Linked DNA regions of Homo sapiens: all the other regions are linked to region 1. A link is an interaction called in ENCODE POLR2A ChIA-PET data of the cell type or tissue named here. Cell type or tissue: CD4-positive, alpha-beta T cell. All regions are shown on one strand.

Region 1 (4,000 bases):
TGGGATGGGGGGGTCTCCAAGGAGTCCCGCGCTGGTGGGAGCCCGCCGCTGCCACAGACCCACCTGTCAGCGCTGGCCTCACAGTGGACACACCACTGGGTACCTGTGCCCCTGAGCCAGCCCCTGCCACCTTCAGGACCCCACAGGAGCTGTCCACCCCGCAAGTCAGCCCCCACCAGGATGTGGTGGCAACAGGAGCTGTCTTCCTCCCCCTCCAGTGCCCAGGAGGGAGTGGCTTTCATGGCACAGACCCCATCCCACTGTTCACAGAGCTGGAAGTCCACTGGTAACTTTTGGGAACAGAAAGGCAAATTCTGTGAGCTCTCTGACACCCGTTTCTGCCCACCATTGCCCACCCCACTGGGCTCCCTGCCCAGCCCTGCCCCCTACAAGGACCACCGGGAACCACGGGCTCAGGCTTTGGGTAAGCCAGGGCAGGAAGGCCCACATCCAGCCAAAAGCCTGTGCCAGGCCTCACGGGACGGGCTGCAGGGACTGGCAGCTGGCGGCCTGCAGCACGGGACACAGCCCCTGAGTGGAAGCCCTGTGCCAGCTCTACCTTGCTCAGGAGGGCGCACTGCTCCTGCTGACTGGACACCAGCTGGCGCCACCGGAACCGCAGCTTTCCCATCAGCCACTGCACATGGCGGACATCCACAGGACCCTCTGCTTCCATGTGGGGTGCAGGTGGGCCAGGGCTGGCCAGGGCCTCACACTGGAGAGGGGCAAGGGTCAGGCCCTGCTCCCACCCCACCCTGCCCCCCAGAAAAGGCCAGGATGGAGACGGTAGTGGAGGCACAGCCAAAAACAACGGGTGCTCCCTGCACAGGGAGCCTCCGTGCTTTCAGCTGGGCAGCTGGGTAACCCTTCATGGGACTGCCCTGAGGAGCAAAGCAGACAGAGGGGGCTGACCCAGGCCTGCCCTTGCTCTGGCCCCAGGAGTTGAGACCAGGGCTGGCTCAGCTCACCCTCACCCACACGCACCTGGCACACAGTCATCTCGTCACCCAGAGGCACTCGGGCCTGGGCCAGCATCTGCTCGGGCACAGGTCCTCGGGCCAAGAGCCAGGACAGAGCCAGCAGCAGCTCCCGACTGCCCTGCGAGCCATCCTCAGGTAGTTGTGCCAGTGCCAGCCTCGGGTAGCCCTGGGAGCATAGTGCTGACTTCACCAAGCGGGCTTGGACCTCTAGGACAGAAGACCACCACCTTAGGGGGACCACCCACCTGGAGGTGACACCACCTGGATCCCTCCAGAGACCCCCACAGGTCACTTGAGCAGAAGCTCAAGGCCTAGTTCAGAAGAGATGATAGTGGGAGAGCTAGAACTCAGACCAGGATGAGGAGACCAGGGGCCAACAGGGACGTCCCCAGGGCTTTGTAGGAGCAGAAGCCAGTGCTACCCAAGGGGGTGGAGCTAGGGCCCATCAGGGGGCGTGGCTTACCGGGGAAGGCGGAGTTTTGAGGAGCAAGCGGGGTCAGTGTTGGGTGGGGGCTAGAGCCTGCCGGGGCGGGGCTTACTGGGGAAGGCGGGGCTTTACAGGAGTAGGCGGGGCCAGTGCTACCGGGTGGGCGGGGCCAGGAGCGGGGCTTACCCAGGGCGAGCGATGCCAAGGCGTTGCCCGCAGGGAGTGGCGAGAGCACACGGAAGAGGAGCTGCCAGAGCGCGGAGGTCTGCGGAAAATAAAAAGCGGGCGGTCAGCGGAGCCGGCCCAACTCCCTGCGAGGGCCCGGGACCCCACCCGGCCCGCCTGCCCTCCGCGAGAGCGTCACCGCCTCCGGACGGTCGAACTTGGCGCGGCGGAAGATCTCGGGGCTGGGTCCCGAGGGCAGCGACCGACTCAACGCGGCGATGGCCTCAGGCAGGGCCCCGGCCCGGGCCCCAGCCGCGGGGTCCACCCGCTGCCGCCGCCTCCCCATGCAGCCAGCACCAGCCTCTTTCGGATCGCCCGCCTCCGCCGCGGCCCGGGGCCTGCGTCCAATCACCGCACGGGCCGGGTTTAGTGCGGCGGCTGGGACCTGCGCCCAGTTACCGCTCCGGCTGGAACCTGAGCCCAATCATGGCACGGGCCGGGTCCAGCGCCCAATCACCGCGCCGGCTGGGACCTGCGCCCAATCACCGCGCTGGCCGAGACCTGTACCCAATCACCGCGCTCCCGAGACCTGTACCCAATCACCGCGCTGGCCGGACATGCATCCAATCACTGCGTCGGCAGGGTCCCGCCTTCGTGTCCAAGCCCAATGAACGGTTCCCCTGGAGTTTGAGTGTAGTCTATTCTGTCTCGTGCGGACCCACTTCCGGGCTCCTGGCAGGGCTGTTGATATGGAGAACACCGCAGAGTCCGCCCTTGCAGGCTCAATCGTCACGACACCCGACACCCCGCCTCGCTCAGACCCCACCCATCAGCGCCTCACGCCCCTTGGCAACCTAGCAACCGCCGGGCGGGAGCGCGCAGACTCCGGAAGGCGCCCTGTGGGGCCGCTTACGCAGTCGGAGCGGACGAGCCTCGCCCCATCGCGCCGCCTTCCAGGCTGGGCCGCCAGGAGGCGCCCAGAGCCCGCCGCGCCGCACAGCGCAGACCCCAGCGCGGCCGGCCCCTGGCCCCTGGCGCGAAGTCCCGGGCAGCTCCCCCGCCCCGAACGCGCAGCCGGAGCCCGCGGCAGCCTCCTCAGGCGCTCCCGATCCTCGCCCGCCCGCGGCAGCGCTTCCCTCTGCCGCCGCCACGGAGCAGCCCCGGAGGAAGCCGGCGCATGGAAGCAGCTGCTGCCCGGGCGCCGCTGAGCCGGGCCCGCCTGCACGGGCGGCCCCGAAAGACGCGGGCCGGGAGGAACGTGGGGCTGTCTGCGGGGATGGAAGGTCGGGCTGGCTTCTGGCCAGCGGCGCCTCCGGGCATTCGTGAAGACCCCGGGCAGCGTGTCACCGGGGCTGTTCCCGCGATGCCCCTGCACCTCCCGGGGCTGCGAGGACGGCGGGAGAGGGAAACTCAGTCCTCCCTGGACCCCCAGCCCTGGCTGGACACGCCCACGAGAGGCGCAGCCCGAGGGGTCCCGGCCCCACCTTTCTTCTCGGCCTCCTTCGCCCCCGACCTCCTCTTCCAGGCGGCCCTCCCGGCCCCGCCTCGGGGCCCCCCCCCCAGCAAGCCCCTCCTCTCCCTCCCCGCACGCCCTCCGTCCTTCCCCGCCCGCAGCCTCCTTCCCTCCGGCGCATCGCGATCTCCTTCACGGCGCCAGTAGGAGGACTGCGCTCCTCACCCCGCCCACGCGGGTTTCTTGAAGCTAAGGGGCCTCCTCCTCGGAGCGCCTACTGCACCTGCCGAGCTACAGGGCGGCGGGAGCCAGGGGGATGGGAGCAGGAGGTGGGGAACCGCGGCGCCACAGAACTTGGCAGGAGGCGTGGGGGAGATGGCGGAGCAGCTCTGCGGCCTTGTTCAGCGCTCTCCCAACCCCCGAGCTTGCGGATTTTTCTCTGCACCAGGTGTCGCTGTCTCAAAGATCTCAGTTCCCTCAGCTCCACCCACCACCGTCCAGCCAGAAACCAGCCTCACCTCAGCACCCCCTGCCCCCATCCCATCAAAAGTGCTGTGGCTCCCAGCTCTTGGAATTCCAGGAATCCCCCAATCACCCCCACACACCCCACCCTGCGGGCCACCCTAGACTGCCCCCACAGCACCTGTCGAGCTGAGCCTGCAGCACACCCACCACAGCCCTAAGGCAGGGCCAGACCCCTGGGCTCTTTTAAACCAGTGGGTGTCCGGAGGGGTGGCCTTCTGCCAAGGCCGGTATCTAAGTAGCCAGTGTGGGGAAGAGGGTCTCTGAAGGTGGCCAGTCAGCAGCGGCTGGCTGAGTTGACAAGGGAGTTTCCAGAAGGCCCCCCAGCCCCTGTGCACGGCCGGTACTCAAGTTCCCCACTGGACGCCGGGCCACTGGGTAAGTCCCTGGGCACAGGGTAGATGGCAGATGAGGACGCACATGGGGCAGTGGTGCCTGGGTCAGGGGCAGAGC
Region 2 (4,000 bases), 120 kb after region 1:
GGGATTATTGCCACCTTAACAAGACTAAGTTTTCCAATTCATGAACATATGACATCTTTCCACTTATTTATATCTTCTTTCTTTAAAAAATGTTTCATAGTTTCACTGTATGAGTCTTACTCATTTTAAAAATCAGGTTGCTTTTCTTATTGGGTTTTGAAAGTTTTTAATATATCTATTGGATACAAATCTTTACCAGGTATGTTATTTGCAAATATTTTCTGTCAACCTGTGGCTTTTTTCTTTTTTTTTTGAGACGGAGTCTCGCTCTGTCACCCAGGCTGGAGTGCAGTGGCCCCATCTTGGCTTACTGCAAGCTCTGCCTCCTGGTTTCACATCATTCTCCTGCCTCTGCCTCCCAAGTAGCTGGGACTACAGTCGCCTGCCACCACGCCCAGCTAATTTTTTTGTATTTTTAGTAGAGATGGGGTTTCACCATGTTAGCCAGGATGGTCTCGATCTCCTGACCTCGTACTGCCTCGGCCTCCCAAAGTGCTGGGATTACAGGCGTGAGCCACCGCACCTGGCCATCTTTTCATTCTTTTAACAGTACCTTTCAGAAAGCAAATTTCTACTTTTTTTATTGTGTTAAAAATATATAAAACATAATATTTACCATTTTATCTATTTTTAGGTGTACAGTTCAGTGGCATTAGTGCAGGATTTAAGTTCATATTTTTTAAGGCTTAGAATCTAGGTAATTTAAATTTTAGGCTTTTACATTTAGGAATATGATCCAGTCAAGCTGAATTCTGCACATGGTGTGCATTGTCAAGCCTCAGTTTTTTTGCGAAAAGATATTTTCTCCAATGAACTTGGCACCCTTGTTGAAAATCAACTGACTATCCAGGTGTGCCACCTTTTACAATGAAAAATTCAGAAGGCAGCCCTCAGCGGACGCTTTCGCTGTGAGCTGAAGCTGAGGGCTGTAAGGAACAGACTTCACTCTGGTTCCTCCTCACAGGATGGGTCCCAAGCAGAGCCCTGCTCTCCTCCTCACCAGACCCACTGTGTGGCACCTGGGCACAGGGCAGCCTGGATGCCAGTGCTCTGTGGTCAGCCTGGGGGCTGTGAACGTTTGTACCCCCAAAATTCCTACACTGAAACCTGACCACCAAGGTGCTAGAATTAGGAAGTGGGGCCTCTAACAGGTGGTTAGGGCCCGAGAGCTCTGCCCGCTGAATAGGCTCAGGGCCCTGATGAGGGAGGCTTGAGGGAGCTTGTCAGGCCCTCTCACCACACAACACACAGAAGGTGCCCTCTATGGGAAACGGGCCCTCAAGACACCGAGTCTACTGGCACCTTGATCTTGGACTCACAGCCTCCGGAACTGCGAGAAATACACTTTGGTTGTTTATTAATTTCCCAGTCTAAAGTATTTTGTTATAGCAGCATGAACAATCTCAGATGGCTGTAATCCAGGCGGTGACCTCGTCTCACTGTGCATCTCCTGCCCCCTGAGGGTTGCTGTGAAGTCCTGGGCAGGGGGCAGTGCCAGGTGTGGCACTCCTAGTGGCCAAGACACAGGTTCAGAGCTGTGGCGGAGATGGTCTGGTCTTTTCAGGAAAGGGAGTGATGGGTGGAAAATACGGAAAGAGATCCCATCACTCCATTAAAGTACTGTGTTGACCTGCATGAATTTCACACAACGCTGTGCAATTATCCCTATGAAAACGATGTCCTCTCCCTGAACAGCGTCTGTGACGTTGGCCCATCTTTTCACAGTTTGGGTTGTGAGTCTCAGAACCATAATCTGTGTAAGTGAAATGCATTCTGGGACTCAGTTCAGTTGCCCAGGTGAGTGCAGAACCCCACGGTCAAGATTCAACCAAGAACACCCACCCCTGAACCCACAGGCGCTCAGCAGGGCTCAAGGAAGCCCCAGGCCAGGGAGCCGACTTGGCTAAGTCCCATCTTCAGCTGCACTTGGGAATGTTCCAATCCAAGATGCAAACCAAAAGACACAGGGGCCCGATGACCATCCCAGTGGCGGAGCTGCCCTTCCTCTGCGGCCAGTTGGTGATGTTACGCTGTTCCCAGAAATGCTGCCTGCCCCACCGGGCCACAAAGCACCTGTTTCGGCACATGGACCTGACAGCCTCGCTGAGTGTGTGCCCCAGGGGCTGAGCTGGATGCATCCCGAGTATGTTAGGACACAGCGCCATCTACAGGCAGTGTGCTCTCAGGCCGACGGGTGACAACCCTGCTTCAAGGCTGAGACGCTTAAACGCCACCTCTCCACTTCAGGTCCTGAACCCAGGCACGTTTTTCTTCTGACGTTAAAGAAACAACAAAGGCTGGGCGCGGTGGCTCACGCCTGTAATCCCACCACTTTGGGAGGCAGAGGCAGGCAGATCACTTGAGGCCAGGAGTTCAAGACCAGCCTGGCCAACAGGGTGAAACCCTGTTGAACCTGGGAGGCAGAGGTTGCAGTGAGCCGAGATTTGAAGTTTTTTCTTTTGAGACAGGGTCTCGCTCTGTTGCCCAGGCTGAAGTGCAGTGGCTCAATCTCCACTCACTGCAGCCTTGGCCTACTAGGTTTCCTCCCAAGTAGCTGGGACTACAGGTGCACACCACCACCCACAGCTAATTTTTGTATTTTATTGTAGAGATGGGGTTTCACTATGTTGCCCAGGCTGGTCTCAAACTCCTGGGCCCAAGTGATCTGCCTGCCTTGGCCTCCCAAAGTGCTGGGATTACAGGCATGAGCCACTGAGCCCAGCCATGTTTTTCTTTTCGGTATGAAAATTATACAAGCTCATTGTAGAAAATTCAGAGATTAGAGAAAAGCTAAAAGATGAACATTAAAAATCCATGGAATGTCAGTAGTGGGGGGCTGTCAGGTGGGGAGGGGGGGCCCATGTCAATAGTGGGGGGCTGTCAGGTGGGGAGGGGTCCATGGGAACTCTGAACTTTCTGCTCAATTTTGCTGTAAACCTAAAACTGCTCTAAAAACTAAAGTCTATTTATAAAAAAAAAAACACACAAACTAATGGTTACATCCCCCTGAAAATGACTTTCCGACTTCCAGGGTATTCACGACTTCTACTTCAGCAGAGACCCAGCGGGTGACCTGGAGCCCGGGAGGCAGTGCCACTGTCACTGCGCCTCGCAGACTGTGCGATGCTGGCGGGGCCGTGCAGACGGTGAGCGGCAGAACCAGAGGTGGCCCGGAGACAGACCCCAGAGGCCTCCTCCCGACCAGGTGCTGTTGCAGGCGTGGGGGCCGCGAGCAGAAGGCGCGGCGCACTCACCTCGTCGGACACTTTGAACCTCCGCAGCAGCGCTACCACTTTCTGCTTGAAGTTCTGTTGCTGCAAGACAGGCGGTGCAGAGTCAGAGCCGCCGCCAGAGCTGCAGACCCGCCGCTGGAGCCCCTTCCTCAGGCCCAGGCCGCACCCAGGCCCGCCGTGGGAGAGCAGCAAGGCCTCAGCACCAGCCACGCTGATGGATTCGCTCGTGGCTCCCAGAGGCTTCCCAACAGGCCTGAGGTCTGACAGTTCCATTCCTGGCCAAGGGGGACCCGGGGAGGCGTGTGCGGACTCCATGGTTCTTCCAGAAGCCTCTGCAGCCCTTCCCAGGCTCACGGGGCCCTTCCCTCAGCACCCCCTCCCAGGAAAGGCCCTGGCCGACCCCAGAAGGAAGGTGCTGGGCACCCACGTGGGGTGGGCAGGTGGGCGAGTGTGGGGTGGGGCGTGCTCCAAGAGCCTGAGCCCCGTGGGTGCCTCGTGCCACCCTGGACTGCAGAACCTCGGCTCCAGCCACTGGGTGAGCGGGACCCTCAGCCACCCTCTCGGGGACCAACCCTACAAAGGCAGCCCACGCCCTCCCTTCACAACAGTTGGGCCCAAGGGGGCCCTGGAATGGAGGCTCAAGCTGGTGTTCTGCACAGCGGGGGCTGCTCTCCAGGCCAGCAAGACACAGCTTCACCACTTTGGGAGCAGCTTGCCCGTCCCTGGCACCGTCTGCCCACAGCGCCCCCTTGAATGCTGCCAGAGGA
Region 3 (4,000 bases), 180 kb after region 1:
CACCAGAGTGGGCTTTCTAGACCCCTGGAGAATAGAGCACAGCTCCACAGGGGGGCTGATAAGGCCCCCGGCCCCTCCTGCCACACGCCCCCACCTCCCTTGGGTTAAAGACTTTGCTGCTCATTCGGAGGGCCCCAGGAAGCTGCTGCAGAGGTTCAGCAAGGGCAGGCTATGTGCTGCAGTGCTGGAGCAGGGGAGCGCCAACAGCCCGCATGAAGGTTCTGGGGCTGTGGGTGAGGCAGTGACTCAGAGGGGCAGACAGGAGAAGGGCTGTGGGGCTGTGGGACCTGACATTGGGGCAATCGCCAAGACCTGGAATGGAGAAGCAGCCAGGCCTGGGGAGATGCTCCTGGCTTTGGCTTTGAGGCCCCAGAGACTTCCCAGAAGAGAGGCAAGCAGGCACATCTGCAGTGCTCGGCCCCAGACCTTGGGCAAATGCTGACCCTTAGGTCTCATATGGACACTGGGTCCTTCGGGAGGCCCCGCCAGGTGCAAGAGTCGTGCCGGGTGGGCATCCTTCCTGTCCACTCAGCAAAACCAAAGCCCCGAGGTCCCAACCCTGCGCTCCAGGAGGGCAAGCCCCACTGTCCAGCGGCTCTGCAACTCCAACACCACGCTCAGAGATGCAGGCTGTGGGAGCCACAGGAAAGCACGGAGAGGCCCACCTGCAGCTGACTAGGGGTGGAACAACTCAATGCCACGTGGGGTCCCCTCCAGGCATACTGGCCACTTCCAGTGCCTGGAAGGTCCGCTCACCCTCCCATCTCCCCAGGGAGAACTCTCACTACCCCCAACCGCCTCCTCTTCTCGCCTGCTGTCTATTCTAGAACCAGAACTTTTCCGGAGAGCGTGTCTCTCTCCTCCTTAGCCTGGGAGCTTCCTGAGCAGGAACTACCAAGTCACGAAGAAATTACAAAAGTTTCAAACTGAGCAGGAGACTCAGGGAAGCTGCAAGTCCAAGGAAGGCTGGGCTATGGCCGGAGGGTAAACCCTGTCCAATCGTTACCGCTGGGCGACCGGGCGCCCCCCTACCAAGTGCAGAACAGCCAGTCTTCCGCAATGGCAAGATCAACTGGGAGGCGCAAATAGCAGTACTGGCTTGGCGACGCCTCTAAATGAGAGACAGCGCCAACCAGGTACCCGCGAGGACGACCCCGCCCCGCAGGACAGGGCATCTCCACCGCGCGCTGGACGGAGGATACAACCGAGTCCTGCGCGCCCCGTGCGCCGGGGGTCGCTCCCAGGCCGAGGTCTGACAGTGTCGCCGAACGCGAAAGGAAGCGTGTGGTACCCGAGAGAGGAAGCACCCTCGTCACCCCGGCCGGCACCGCATTGAGGCAGGTGTGCAGGTGCGGTTGCGGCGAGCCAGGTGAGCGCCGCCCGGGAGCCCCAAGGTCCCGCCGGGTCTGAGCAGCACCGGGTCCTCGGAAGCTGAGCGCGGCCCCCGGTGCTCGGGACCTGGGGGGCTGGGGCCGCGCTTGCCGGAGCTGCGGGGGGGCGGCGGCTGCACGCGTCGAACCGGCGGGCGGGGGCGCGGGGGGCGACCTGGGCTCCGCTGGGGGACCCGGGCCGGGGATGGGGCGCGCAGAGGCCGCGGCCAGGACACCCCCAGCAGGTGCCCGGCGGGAACAAAGCGCGGCGGGCGGCGCGTACCTGGGCACGCAGCTGGGGCTGGAGCCGTCCACCTCCCAGGTGGCGAACAGGTTCATGGGCACGGGCGTGTTGAGCGCGCCGGGCGCGCCGGGGAGGCCGAGGCGGCCTCGCTCGGCCATGGCGCCGGCCCCGCCGCTCCCTCGGCGGCCTGGGGCTGCGGCCGGGCCGCGGACGCGCGGCGGGCGGGCCGGGCGCGCGGAGGGCGGCGGCGCGGTCACATGGCTGCCGGGCGGCGGAGGGGACGGGCCGGGCCCCGGCGTCGGACAGGCCCGCGGGCGGCGACGAGCTGCGGCCGCTCCGCCCCGCCCCGCCCGGCGCCCCGCCCGCGCCCCGCGCGCCCCCGGCCGCCCCGCGCGCGCCCGGCGCCCTCCGACCCGCGCCGGCGCCGCCGATTGGCTGGGCGGGGCGCCAGCTCGCCGCCTCGGGTCCAATCGCCGCCGGCGCAGCGCGCGCCGGAAGTGAGGTGCGCGCGCGCTTCCTCCGGCGGCGCCTCACGGGGCGTCCCCGCCCGCCGGTGCGCGAGAGCGCGCACTCACGCGCCTGCGCACAGACCCCGCCCGGGGCGCCCCGCCCCGCCCCCCGGGAGCCGCGGGCAAGGGCCGGGAGAGTCGTGGGGGTCCACCGGGTCCCGGCCAGCTTCAGGCGCCGCCCCCTAAGGAAAGCTCATCGTCGCCCTGGCGATGCCCACCTCCCCACGCGCGGATTCCCCGGCCTCGACACTTTCCCGCCTCCACCCCGCCATGCCCCGAGTCTCCCCGCCCCCCTGCCCTCGCCGCCCCTTGTCTCCTGCCGACCCCCGCTGGGTTGGCCCGGCTGTGCGGGCCCCGCCCGTCCCCGAGCCCCTCCCTCGCGCCCCCCTGCGTGGGTTCCCCGGGACGCAGGGAGGTGGCAAGGAGGTGGCCGGGCCTGGCGGCGGTCGCGGGGACTCGAAGCCACTCGGGGCGCCAGGCTGCCGAGCTTAGCCTCCAGGGCTCCAGATGACCCCGGGCGCCCTCTTTGCGTCCCAGCATCCTTATTCAGCGCCGCTTTTCAGCGTTGTGCTCAGGACAATGGAGAACAAATGTCTGGGGCCAAGGCTGGCTCCTGGCCCTGGGGTTAACAGTGAACTTGGGGACCCAAGCAAAGAGGAGGCAATGGCTAGAGCCGCTGGGGCCCGACGTGTAGGCTCTGGGGCTCAGGGAGGGTGCTTCCCCCATCTGTTTGGCAGCGGCTGTGGTCCAGCACCAGATGCCAAGCCGAGATTTAGGAAACGGTTTTCTGGCCTCTCTTCTGTTTCCTTGTTTCACAGTTAGTTTACAGTTGCTTTTCTCTTCGCCCTGTGTCTTGTCTACAAGTAGTTTTACTGAAACAAATCCAGCCCGAGCAAATTGACCTGGAGCTGGTTTCTTTCCTGGCCCACGGGGCTTGCCACCCCAGTGCCCCGTCAGCTCCTTCTGCAAAGGCCCTCATGCCGCTGCTTCCTCCGTTGAGAGAGCTCAGCCTCCAGCTGTAACTCCTGTATCTAGAACTGCAAACAGCTGCGACTGCTTAAAGTCAGGGTCCCACTTCGGAGAGAACAAGGGACTCTGTGTTTCCCACGCGCCCCTGGCTCCTCTAAGGTGGTACACTGAGAGCCATGAGGGTCTGTCTGACCTTGGCCAGCTGCTCGGCGGGCAGAGGGCCGGTGGATCTCATACCTTTGAGACAGGGTAGGGGGAGAAGTGACTATGTCCAGAGAGGGGGTAGCCATACCCCAGGAGGACAGGCTGTCTGTGATGGGAGGGCAGGAGACAGGCACCCATTGACCCCAGAACTGAGCGTACGGCGCTGCTGGACCTGGCGAGCGTGCAGTTGCAGTCAGACGGATGGGCCGCCTGACACATGGTGCCTGTGTATGCCAGCGTCTAACCCAGGCAGGGACTACAACTGGGGGTCAAGTGAGGAGATGCGGGGTGACTAAGCCGTGCACAGCAGGGCTTGGCACCAGCTGCCACCATTGAGCGGTGCCCCTCCTCTGTGCCAGGCACCGTTGTGAGCCCTTAAGGGACGTGACAGTTCTGTCCCATCCCAAGTGACAAAAGAGGAGATGGCGGCCTGTGAGGTTATGCAGCTGCCAGGGGTCGGGATATGACCCACACAGTCTGTACCAGAGTGGCCCGAAGAACCCGTATGGTGGGTCTACATCAATGCTTCTGCCAGGCAGGAAAGCAGGGACACGAAACACACCATGTGTCACGCCTGCGACCACGTTTATGTTTGTTTTTAAGGTGGGATGGTGGTGATGGGACTGTGGTCTTCTGTATTTTCCAAGTGCACAGATGTCCCTTGGGTGATCAGAGTAACTTTTTAGCCAGAACTTGTTATTTGC
Region 4 (4,000 bases), 93 kb after region 1:
GGGCAGCCCTGGGAACACACGCAGACACGCCTGTGTGCATGGCTCAATGAGCTCCCCACACTGAACTGGCCGCATGACCAGCGCCAGCTGCCAAAGCATTGCCAGTGCCCAGGAGCCCCTGCACCCATCTCGCCACAGCCTAGAGCCATCTCTCAGCCTGGCTTTGAACCTTCCAAAAGTGGAACCACACGAGTGGGGTTCTGGCTTCCTCTGCCCTCAGAGAACGTCCTAAGGCTGAACAGCTATATCCCACCATTCTCACTACTGGGCCTGACACAAGCCTGTAGCTCACTGTCCAGCAGTAGAGAGACCAGGAGATGCTTCCAGTTTGGGGAATCACAGCAGAGCCTCTCCCACTATTTTGTTTTGGTCAACTTTCAGTGACAAATCCTTCTCCTGACAGCTGCCCCACCTGGTTGGGAGGACACCACCCCCCCTGGGGACCTTGCTTTCCCTCCCGCTTCTTGCCACCTTCAGCCTGGGGTGGGAGGCACTGGGGAGAGCTAAGGGAAGTGTGTTGCCTTGCCTCCTTCCTGGCCTTGGAAGACCTCTCTACAGAGCCCAGCGGCCCACGGTTCTGGAAGCAAGAAGGGTGCAGGTCCACCTTGGTGCTCGTCCAGGGCCATGGGGAAGAGAGCCTCCTGAGTCCAGCCATCTGTTTCTCATCAGTCCCCACTCAGCCCTCCCCTGAGGCTGCTCATCACGACCAGCCTGGAGTTTTCAGAGACAGCGGCCTCAGGCGGGCTGGGGACAGGAGAGTAGCCTCGGCCAGGGTTTCCTTCCGCTTACCCAGTCCTGAGTCTGCAGTCCCTGCTGAACGCTGCTCTGGATACTGGGCTGGCCCCAGGCTGCTATCAGGCCCAGTGGGGGCCGCCTGTGCTCTTGGGAGAGGTGCGACTCCAGCTTCTTCCCCCGGGGGGACAGTTTCCTGCTGTCCATCTCTAGCCCTAGTAGGCTGCTTGTCCACACCTCTGAGATCTGGGGGTAGGAGCAGGGGGAGGTGGGGCGGGGCCCACAAGGCCACCCACGTGCCCACCAATACCTGAGTCCCTGGGGGCAGATGGTGGCAGTATCGCGGTCTGCTAGGGTCACCTTCCAGCCAAAGGTCAGGCATCACTGACCCCTCTGGGTGGAGTGGATCCCCCAGCTCCCGCCGCAGCTCTTCTCCACACCAGCCTCCCGAACTGTCCTCTCTGCCCCTGCCGACCCCACCCCGGGAGCCTGGAAAGCCTTCGGCAGCCTGCTGCACGGACTCCACGCCTCTGCCAGCCTTCTCAAACGTTCCAGGGGCATCAGCCCTCAGCCAGCACTGCGGGCACGCTCTCAGGGCCCGGCCTTGCTACGCCCGGGGCGAAGGAAAGGCCCAGAGCTCTTGCCACAGCCCCGCTTCCGACCCTGAGACCTCCCCTCCACGCGGCCCAGGCCTCGCCCCAGGCCCAGCCCGGAGCCCTTACGTGCCCGCCCTCTCCGGTGGGGAGGCGGGGTCTGCGCGGCCGGGGTCCGCGGAGGGACGGGGGAAGAAGGCTCAGGACACACGCTGGAGGCCGTGGGCACTCTGGGGTTCGGCGGGGGGGCGGGGTACACGGGAACGGCGGTCGGAGGTGGGGGGTACGTGGGCACCCGGAGACAGAAGGAGGGACAGACCCGCCGCGGATGGAGAGGCCACAGGGGGCCGCTGGAGTACACCGCGGCTTGAGGGGGCCCAAGGGGCCGGCGCCTCGCTCCAGAACGTCCGCTACGGCAAGCCCCGCCCCCACCGGTTCCGCTTCCGGTCTGCGCCGCGCCTGCGTTCTGGGCTCCGTTGCGGCGGGTGGGGGATGGGCGCGGTCTGGGGGTCCCCGGCGCATATCCGGGTCTATGGCCGCTACCGCCCCACGGGCCCTTCCGGGCGTCGGCCTCCGGGGTCTCCCGAAGCACAGACCTGAACTTGGGGTTTGTCGGCCAGAGCCCCTTTCGGCCCTGCGCCCTTCAAGCGGCGCGATGCCGCTGAGCCCCGGGCCACCTCCGCGCGCGCGGGGCCGCAGGGCTGGGGCGGGGCGACCCAGGACGGGGCGCGCGGGCGGGAGGGAGGCGCTGCTCCGCCGCGTGCTCCCAAGGGGTGGACGGCCGAGAGAATCACACTGCAGGCGGGGGCCGGCCCCTCCAGGTTTATTAGTGTTGCATCAGCACCTTGAAATAGTCCACACGGTCACATACGTGACATTAGAATCCGTTCCCCAAAAAGCTATTTACATTAATCCAGGGTTTCATTAAAAAAAACTAGCAACACATACATCCTAGAAACCAAACAATGCACAATGAACCGCATGGGGGTCTGCAGAAACTACAGTGGTGCTTCTTTGGCCCACAGGGTCAGATTCCAGAGGTGCCCAGCAAGCCCAGCTCTCAGTCCCCTACAGGCCACACACCCGCGGACGGCAGGACAGGTCTCGGGGAGGGGGCGGCCTGGCCCTCGGAAGAAGTGGCCTGGTCATTTTCATGAGGAATTCATTCCCGGAGGAAGGCGAGAGGCACTCAGGTCTTTCCATCTGGGAATGAGGACAGTGTGGCAAGGCTGCCAGTACCCTGCAGAGACACCCCCAGCTCTCACCCAGAGGCCCCTCTCCTGCCCCAGCTCTGGCCGAGGCACTGAACCAGGACACTGGCTTGCATGCCCAGAGACAGTGGCCAAGGGGACCAACATGGAAGAGGAAGGCAGCAGACCAGATTGCAGGGCGGGACTGGCCCACAGCTGGCCTGGGTGAGGGTGGGGTCTGTCTACGTAATAGTGGACAGTGGCCACCAGGCCTGAGGGGTGCCTCGGTGGTGACTGGTGGCTTAACCTTTGAGACTGATGGGGCTGAGCCCTAGCTCTACAAGGGGCTGCCTCCTGTCCTGTGAGGCCAGTCCAGGGCCAGGTTCTCGGGGGGTGTGCACACCTCACACACACATCCCCCGCCCTTACCGCACTGGCTGTCAGATGGCTTTGGTTTCTAGTTGTCCTTGGTGGGACAGAGTGCTCCTCCATGCACCCTCAGAACAGCTCTGTGAGGTAGGCAGGGAAAATGCGACCATCCTGTGTAACCAGTGGGAAAACCGAGGCACAGAGGGCTGGCATGGCCCAGGTCTTGTCTGCCCAACCTCCCTGGTGCTGGGCATGGTGTGGGGGATGGACCGTGGGGCTCCTGGGTGCAGGGCAGACCCACAGCCCAGCAGCAGCAGGGGCACAGGGAGTGCCACCAGAACCCCCAGCTGCTGGATGGAGACTCTGCCCATGTTCTCCCCTTGCGTGGCTAAGGATGGAGCTGTGCAGCCAGATGGGAGGTACGGGGTAGGCAGGAGGGCTCCAGGAAAGGGGCTGCCCACAGCCAGGATGCACTAGGCAGCCTGTGGCCCCTTCCTCTAAAACCTGCTCTGAGGCCAGAAAGCCACAGCAAGGATGTTTCCACCTTCATCTCCCTACTGAGTGTGACCCTTGGGAAAGAAACAGGAAGAGCAGGCAGGACGCGGTGACTCACGCCTGTAATCCCAGCACTTTGGGAGGCCGAGGCGGGTGGATCACTTGAGGTCAGGAGTTCAAGACCAGCCTGGCCAACATGGCAAAACCCCATCTCTACTAAAAATACAAAAAAAATAGCCAGGTGTGGTGGCACACGCCTGTAATCCCAGCTACTCGGGAGGCTGAGGCAGGAGAACTGCTTGAACCTGGGAGACGGAGGCTGCAGTGAGCTGAGATCATGCCACTGCACTCCAGCCTGGGCAACAGAGCAAGACTCCATCTCAAAAAAAAAAAAAAAAAAAAAGAAAAGAAACTGGAGAGCAGAAAAACAGATGCTCTGCAGCCCAGCTTGGGGGCAGCTGAACGAGTCAGTCAGGGTCCCACCTGTTGCCGGGGTCAGAGGCCATCAGCCCGGGGCTCACACCCTCACCGCAGACACTTCTCGGGGCAGAGCCTGAAGCCAGGATTCAATGGGAGACCTTCCTACCCTCTCCCCCACCCTGGGGTGTGCCCCAGGCTCCT

Evidence for each region. ChIA-PET counts read pairs that join two places held together with the same protein. Peaks named below come from ENCODE experiments on the same cell type or tissue, not always from the same donor. Only the 100,000 strongest peaks of a DNase experiment are listed, where the experiment ranks them.
Region 2: POLR2A ChIA-PET joins it to region 1 with 34 read pairs; 20 of 35 experiments call an interaction of 5 or more read pairs at or near these places.
Region 3: POLR2A ChIA-PET joins it to region 1 with 12 read pairs; 11 of 35 experiments call an interaction of 5 or more read pairs at or near these places.
Region 4: POLR2A ChIA-PET joins it to region 1 with 20 read pairs; 16 of 35 experiments call an interaction of 5 or more read pairs at or near these places.

What each region holds. Positions count from the first base shown.
Region 1 is chr14:105,489,294-105,493,293 of GRCh38, reverse strand. It overlaps TEDC1 (tubulin epsilon and delta complex 1), which reads right to left and starts at 2,048. Exons shown (of 9, transcript NM_001367178.1): 1 at 1,772-2,048; 2 at 1,594-1,672; 3 at 985-1,187; 4 at 560-715. The coding sequence starts at 1,918. RefSeq lists enhancers at 1,225-1,968, 2,143-2,392, 1,969-2,712 and silencers at 1,723-2,092, 2,483-3,112, 3,123-3,172, 3,303-3,432. In CD4-positive, alpha-beta T cell, CTCF peaks have their summits at 2,499 (motif pointing right) and 3,433 (motif pointing right); DNase peaks (open chromatin) are centred at 303, 1,533, 2,383, 3,313 and 1 weaker place; H3K4me3 peaks cover 2,622 bases; H3K27ac peaks cover 2,406 bases.
Region 2 is chr14:105,369,155-105,373,154 of GRCh38, reverse strand. PACS2 (phosphofurin acidic cluster sorting protein 2) reads right to left here. Exons shown (of 25, transcript NM_001100913.3): 8 at 3,255-3,314. Among named protein-coding and RNA genes, the nearest start is that of TEX22, 27 kb to the left of the region's middle. RefSeq lists an enhancer at 1,984-2,053 and a silencer at 2,032-2,235. In CD4-positive, alpha-beta T cell, CTCF peaks have their summits at 1,980 and 2,180 (motif pointing left); a DNase peak (open chromatin) is centred at 2,164.
Region 3 is chr14:105,312,691-105,316,690 of GRCh38, reverse strand. It overlaps PACS2 (phosphofurin acidic cluster sorting protein 2), which reads right to left and starts at 1,943. Exons shown (of 25, transcript NM_001100913.3): 1 at 1,654-1,943. The coding sequence starts at 1,772. It also overlaps a transcript of BRF1 not described here. RefSeq lists silencers at 1,322-1,401, 1,632-1,721, 1,862-2,391, 2,492-2,581 and an enhancer at 926-1,577. In CD4-positive, alpha-beta T cell, no CTCF peak of the experiment used is centred here; DNase peaks (open chromatin) are centred at 280, 1,310, 1,740 and 2,100; H3K4me3 peaks cover 2,167 bases.
Region 4 is chr14:105,396,280-105,400,279 of GRCh38, reverse strand. PACS2 (phosphofurin acidic cluster sorting protein 2) reads right to left here. Exons shown (of 25, transcript NM_001100913.3): 25 at 2,133-4,000. It overlaps TEX22 (testis expressed 22), which reads right to left and starts at 1,742. Exons shown (of 4, transcript NM_001195082.2): 1 at 1,645-1,742; 2 at 790-978. The coding sequence starts at 939. RefSeq lists enhancers at 631-1,141, 1,142-1,652 and a silencer at 1,320-2,229. In CD4-positive, alpha-beta T cell, no CTCF peak of the experiment used is centred here; a DNase peak (open chromatin) is centred at 1,759; H3K4me3 peaks cover 2,038 bases; H3K27ac peaks cover 1,347 bases.